Linked DNA regions of Homo sapiens: region 2 is linked to region 1. The links are chromatin contacts, found by Hi-C in ENCODE. All regions are on one chromosome and are shown on one strand. Each heading gives the region's core, a stretch centred on a gene start or an enhancer-like site at or near the end of the contact. The rest is flanking DNA. Distances are from core to core; before and after follow the strand shown. Region 1 has its middle 200 kb from the start of VCX3A. Region 2 has its middle 120 kb from the start of TBL1X.

Region 1 (3,014 bases), core at 83-2,582:
TTAGAATAACCTTGAGGGCTTTGTGCTGTCGATGCGAGCACTGAAGCAAAAAATACAAATAGTATTACTATTATCCTGAAAGACCCAATGGTAGCAGTTTCTAGAAGGTCATGATGAGATTAATGAGAAGAGGTCATATTCTGGATATGTTTTTAAAGTTCAACAGGCAGGACTTAATGAACTGGATATGAAAAAAAAGGAGTAGATGAAGATGCCATCATGGCACCCTAGAAAACCTTGGACAATGCTAGCAGATGCAGGTGCAGGCAGTGCTTGATGCAACTCTTGGTTTCTCATATCCCAGGGGGTGTGGTTGGTCCCCCAGTCCACATCATCTAATTTAGTCCATGTACAAGAGTTCTTAGACACTCAGAAACACACACAGTTTCTAGAACTGAGGACAATTCTACAGCTTACAAAACCATCATGGATGATGGGCAACAATGTAATGGAATCTGTTGGTGCCATGCGTGTCGATTTCTGAGAAGTGTTGTGAAGCTTTATTGGAACTCTGGTCATTATTGTCTTCTTTTCTAGATGAGTAGTTCCCAACTCTGTCTGCACCTTAGAACCACCTGGGGAGGCTTAAAGAATCCTGTACCCCAGCTGAATCCCACACCAATGACTTCTAAGTCTCCAAGCGTGGAATCCAGGCATATGTATTTTTGAAAGTTACCCTTAGATTTTTCCTAAATGTTTTGAGCAACTGTCCATTTTCTCTTCATCTTTATCCCATAAACTAGTGATACTCTACAGGGATTATTCTTTCCCTAGGGACATTTGGCCATGTCTGGAGACATTTTGGGTTGCAATAACCCAGTTAGCATCTGTTGGGTAGAGACCAGGGATGTTACTCAGTACCCGACAATGCACAGCACAGCCCCTACCACAGAGAATGACTTCACCCTCAAATGTCAAAGTTGAGAAAACCTACCCCAAACCCTCAAATGTCAAAGTTGAGAATGAGAAAACCTGCCTCAAACCCAGGGAATTTGATTACTGCATTGATGGGTTCATTAATCATTGCCAGACATTTTTAAATGCCTTTCCTCTTTTTTTCGGTGCTTTTGAATTTAATTGACAAATTGAAGGTCGCATGGGAAGACAGCAAAGAAATAGAGGAAGAGAGAGATAGAGTACAAACACCTGCGTTGAGTCACCATTTCCTGCAGCCCTGAGTGCCTCTAGTAGCTAGTGAGGGGGACAATTAGCAGTTTTTGAGAGTGATGAGAACAACTATTTGCATGTTCTTTTCCTTCCTGAATTGTGTTTGTGAGAGCTAAGTTAATCATCTGATAGAGCCACATTCACACGCCAGGTGTTGCGGTTGAACACCAATGTCTGTTTCTTCAAGGTTTCGAAAATGGTTCACGGAAGGGCCTGCTTTTTGCTGAAATCGTGCACATGGATGATAGGAACACTTCCACTCTCAACAGTCACATGGCATCCCTTAGGAAGCTGCAGTGACCTAGAAGCCATCAAGGACAATTTCCTGAAAGGGGTTTGCTTTTCTGAGTAACCGCTTCCTGAGCTTGCTTCTCTGTTTGTGGGACCTTATTTTTCAGACTGGCTCAAATAGGTTATCAATTCGGAGTAACATTGCTCCTCTCCAGGGACATTTGGCCATGTCTGAGGACATTTTTGGTTGTCGCAACTGGAAATGGCAGAGTGTGTGTGTCGGGGGTGCTGCTAGCATTTGTTGGGCAGAGGCCAGAGATGCCACTTAACATCCTACAAAGTATAGGACTGCCCTCCACAATAATGGTCCAGCCCCTGATGTCAATAGTGTCAAGGCTGAGAAGCCCTAGAAAGAGAACAGTAGGATAAAGAAAAAATGAATGAACTTACAAATAATTTCCACTATGTGATTTAGATAGAGGCACAAATATTCCCTCTCTTCTCCAAATATTTCCTCCTTCATCTGTTGATCTTCAAGGGAGTTTTACTGTAAAACTTTGAGCTTGTCTTCATGTTCCAAGAGGGATGGAACCTGAGCTAAAATTTAATACCTGGCTATTTTTGGAGTAGTATTTTAGTTTCTAGAACCTGGGAATAGGCAGTGCCCAACTGATGCTCTTCTCATTTATTTATTAGCCTACTAAGATTTTGTGAATGGTTACAGTAAAGACAATGGTCAAATTTTATTTATCGCAGAATGTCTCTGTCATGTTTGATCATAGACACCTTTAGCAGGGTAATTTTTACTATTCCCTATTCCTTTAGGGTGATCAACTCATCCTGGTTTGCCCAATACTGTCACAATTTCAGGAGTGAAAGTCCTATATCCTGGCAACTTTCCGTATTGTGGGGTGGGTGGTCACCCTGCATTCCATGGAATTGGTTTTCCAAGTAATAATTTTTGTGAAATGCAGCACTGGTGTTTGTTATTTTATTTTATTTATCTGGTATTTTATTTGGTATTTGGTATTTTCCCAAAGGATAACTTGGTAATTAGCATTCTCCCATTGGGAAAATAATTGATCAAAAATCTGTTGTCATGGAATAGACACTTCTTTGTACACATGGTTGGACCTTTAACTAGGGAGACAAAAGATTATATTTTTAACAATTAAGGATACCTATTTTATAGAGTTGTTTCTGAATTATTCCAGATTTTTCACTTCAATATTAAATTTATTTTTATCAGATTTTATAAAGCTCAAGGACCATTAGAGATGTCCCTAAGAGTAAGGTTTTTGCAAATTTAAAGAATCTGTTTTTGCGTGCCTGTCAGTATTGTAATCACTTTTTCCTTTTCCAACATAAGATCATACATTAAATTTAAATAATAGCCTTATTAATAATTGGAACCCACTGCAGAGATCCCTGAGAAGGCCCAGAGGCCACATGTTGAGCCCAAGTGAGTGCATTCATTGAAATGTCATGTCAGTAATACCAAGAGGGCTGATAATGATACACCCTCTCGTGCTCCTCATCCCACACTTTCACGACATCTTATCAACGAGTTCTAATACAATAAACTTACATGCACTTGATAGAATAATTGCCATTTT
Region 2 (3,192 bases), core at 176-2,675, 2.6 Mb after region 1:
CACTGCTGCCCTGCGCTATCACTAGGGAATCCTGTGTCCCTAGCAGCTTATCCAGCTGGCTCTCAGGCTATGGTGAAACTGCAATACAGAAGGAATATTCCAAAAGAGAATTAAAAATGCAGCTGTCATATGGGCGACAGGCCCAAGTCTAGCAGTTAACAGCTACCCCGCCCCCACCCCGCCCACTTCCCTGGGAGCAGCCCTGCTCTCCAGTCTGCAAACCCAGGGGCTGAGGGGCCGGGGCATCCCGAGGCCTGGATGCCCAAGGGATGCAAACTCCTTCCCCACCCTCTCTGCTTCCCTTATCAAGCCTCCTAAGTGTTCTCCCCATCCCATAATGGGGAATAATCCCTAAAATTCAAGGGCTGAAGCTCTAATCCCCACTACCTTTTGGAATGTGACCGTATTTGGAAACAGGATCTCTAAGGAGGTAATTAAATTAAAATGAGGTCATTAGGGTGGGCCCTGGTCCAGTAGTACTGGAGTCCTTATAAGAAGAGGCGATGAGGACACAGGCACACACAGAGGGACGACCATGGGAGGATACAGGCCGTCTACAAGCCACCGAGAGGGGCTGCGGGAGAAAGCAGCCCTGTGACACTTGGGTTTCAAACATGTGGCCTCCAGAATGTGAGGGAATCCCTGTCTGCTACTCTGGCATGGCAGCCCTAGCCGGCTCATACGGGCCCATCCCCCACTCGCCATCTCAACGTGGAGACCCTACAGGAACTCATGGCCCGGGAAGGCCTTTTGGTCCCCTCACCCCTATTTTCAAAGCCCACACAGTTAAAATGCAGGGGGGCTTCTTGCTCTTAAGACTGAAATGGTGCAGCTCCCTACACCCGTCTGTGTCCACGGCCATCCCCAGTATAGCAAACTTACATGTGACACCCAGCTCGGTATTTCCCCTCTCAGGTCCCCCTTCCCCCTCCTACAGACACATCCCCAAACCCTTTTAAGATGTTGCATAACCTGGCTCCGGAAGCCAATAGAGTTTTTACTGAATCTGGCTTCACATAACCCAACAGATTGTGAACTAGACATTTGCCAACTTTTCCCCCGTGCCAGACCATTTTTAAGTTATGTGTGCACAGAATGGCATTTAAAGGACTTAAATAACTCTCCAGGGGGAGAAAAGAGCAGAAAATAGCCCACAAGGCTCCTATAAACGGGGGCAGGAACAGCAGAAACAGAATTTGGGGCGAGTGTTCTGCTTGTTTTTAGTTGCGGCGGGAGGGGCTTTTCTATTAGGTTGTGTTTTTGTTGTTTTTGCTTTGGGGGTGAAAAAAGGGGACAGAGAACAGAAAGGAACCTAGTTTATAGTGACAGCTGTTTAGGAAAGTCATTTCTAGATTAGAGGGGAGAGCCCCTAGGGGCTGCTTCTAGATTCCACTCCTTGGGGTTGGAGGGGCCGGGTGAGCAGGCTTTGGGGAGTGCCTGGGTGACTACCCCAACCCTGCCTCAACGGCACCCCCTCCCTGTGCACCGACAAATAAATGGTGGCTGTAAAAAAAAAAAGAAATAAATGTTTTTTTAAGCAGTGCTTCCTGTTATGTTCAAGGAAGACTAGGGCCGTTTTATTATTAAGCAATTTTCTCTTTTTAAGTAAACACACACACGACCACATTGCTGCAAGGCTAAAATCTCTTGCCTTACTCAAGCATCGACGTTTTCAATCTCCTATTTTCTCAAGCCCTCAATGAAGCCTTCCAAGAGCTTGCCTATGTTTAATTTGCATTCCGAAACAGAAAATCTAATGTGTTTTAACATTGTCTGCTTCAGCTGAAAAGGAAACTGTAAATTTATACAGTCTGGTTTAAAAAAAAAAAAATTGGCCATTGCATCTAAATGAGTCTCCTCCGGAAAGAGGCTGGGTGGCGCCCCTCCCCCTCCTCCCTCTTTCACTTCCCCTCCCGCTTCTCCCTCTTTCACTTCCCCTCCCCCTCCTCCCTTTTTCACTTCCCCTTGTCCTCCCTCCCTCACCTCCCATCCCCCTCCCTCCTCCTCCCCTCCCCCTCTGCTTTTCACCCCCTCCCTCCTCCTCCCCTCCCCCTCTGCTTTTTACCCTCCCCCTGCTCCTTCCCACCTCCCCTCCCCCTCCCCCGCTGCTTTCACCCCCTCCCTCCTTCCCTCCCCCTCTGCTTTCACCCCTCCCTCTTCCTCCCCTCCCCCTCTGCTTTTTACCCTCCCCCTCCTTCTCCCCTCCACCTCTCCCCTCCCCATCCTTCTCTGCTTTTCACCCCCTCCCTCCTCCCCCCTCCTCCTCCGTTTTGCACCCCTCTCTCCTCCTTCTCCTCCCCTTCCCCCTCCTCCTCTGCTTTTCATCCCCTCTCTGTCCCTCCCTCCCCCCTCCTAGCCTCCTCTCCCTGCATTGGAGTTTAGGCCACAGCCTCCCTCCTCCCTCTTAGTCTTCCAGCCTCCTCCCCTCCCCTCCCCTCTCTTCTCCTCCCCTCCCCCAGGATCAGACTCGGGGCCGGTCTGTGCCAGCGCCCTACGTGGACTGGGAAAGAATTACCGAGGACCTTAGAAGAGCTGCGCACTCGCAGCGCCCCGCCCCCACGCCGCCGGCCGCCCGCGCGGGTGTCTCCCTGTGCTCCCAAAACACGGCTCAGGTTCACCGGGTCCTCCCCCGGGGATCTCAGGGCTGTTGGGGGGTGCTGTGGTTCCCAGAACGCCGCGACACTCTGAAACAGGAAAGGGGACGGCAGAGGGGTCCTGCTGCGGGGGAGCCCTTGAGAAGGCCTGGGTGGAGAGGGACTTGGGGACAGAGGTAAAGAAGGGAGTCTCTGGGGGTGAGGAAGTGCCTGGGAAGGGCACGAGGAGGAGTTGGGGAAGGGAAAATCAGGCCCAAAGTTTTAGGGCTCTGTCTCTACTGAAGGTCAAAAAGGGTTCCTGCAGGGCAGTGGGAGACCTGCTCCTGACGACCCCGTCCTATAATTAAATCCCTGAGTAAGAACACTCCAGAGTTGGGGCTCAGTAGCTGCCGTGTGCACCTGCGCATCAGATGCCCCCTAAGCGTACCCCTGGAAGCCTCTGATTCTGTGTCATCACGGCAGGAGGGGATTCGAGGAGTTTTGGAAGACGCCAGGATGACGTTCTTAAGCCATCTGATGGGTGAAGGGGCTTCTTCACTTCGCTGTGGCTTCACTACTTAGATGTTAAAGCGGCTTCTCTTCCTAATAAAAAACAAAG

The links. Hi-C counts contacts between places; a loop is a spot of excess contacts on that map. Pooled maps may share reads with other maps.
Region 2: a loop to region 1 is called in a map with no recorded cell type, with 23 times the contacts of the local background. The contact joins two enhancer-like sites. A Hi-C loop is called at or near these places in 4 of 37 single-sample maps with no recorded cell type and 2 of 50 pooled maps.

The regions. Positions count from the first base shown.
Region 1 is chrX:6,737,844-6,740,857 of GRCh38, forward strand. It overlaps a transcript of PUDP not described here. Among named protein-coding and RNA genes, the nearest start is that of VCX3A, 200 kb to the left of the region's middle. Within about 2 kb of position 1,333, at least 4 of the 41 ENCODE cell types and tissues checked have a DNase peak (open chromatin) inside an H3K27ac peak, as active enhancers do.
Region 2 is chrX:9,340,211-9,343,402 of GRCh38, forward strand. No RefSeq gene overlaps it. Among named protein-coding and RNA genes, the nearest start is that of TBL1X, 120 kb to the right of the region's middle. RefSeq lists an enhancer at 1,790-1,849. Within about 2 kb of position 1,426, at least 34 of the 41 ENCODE cell types and tissues checked have a DNase peak (open chromatin) inside an H3K27ac peak, as active enhancers do.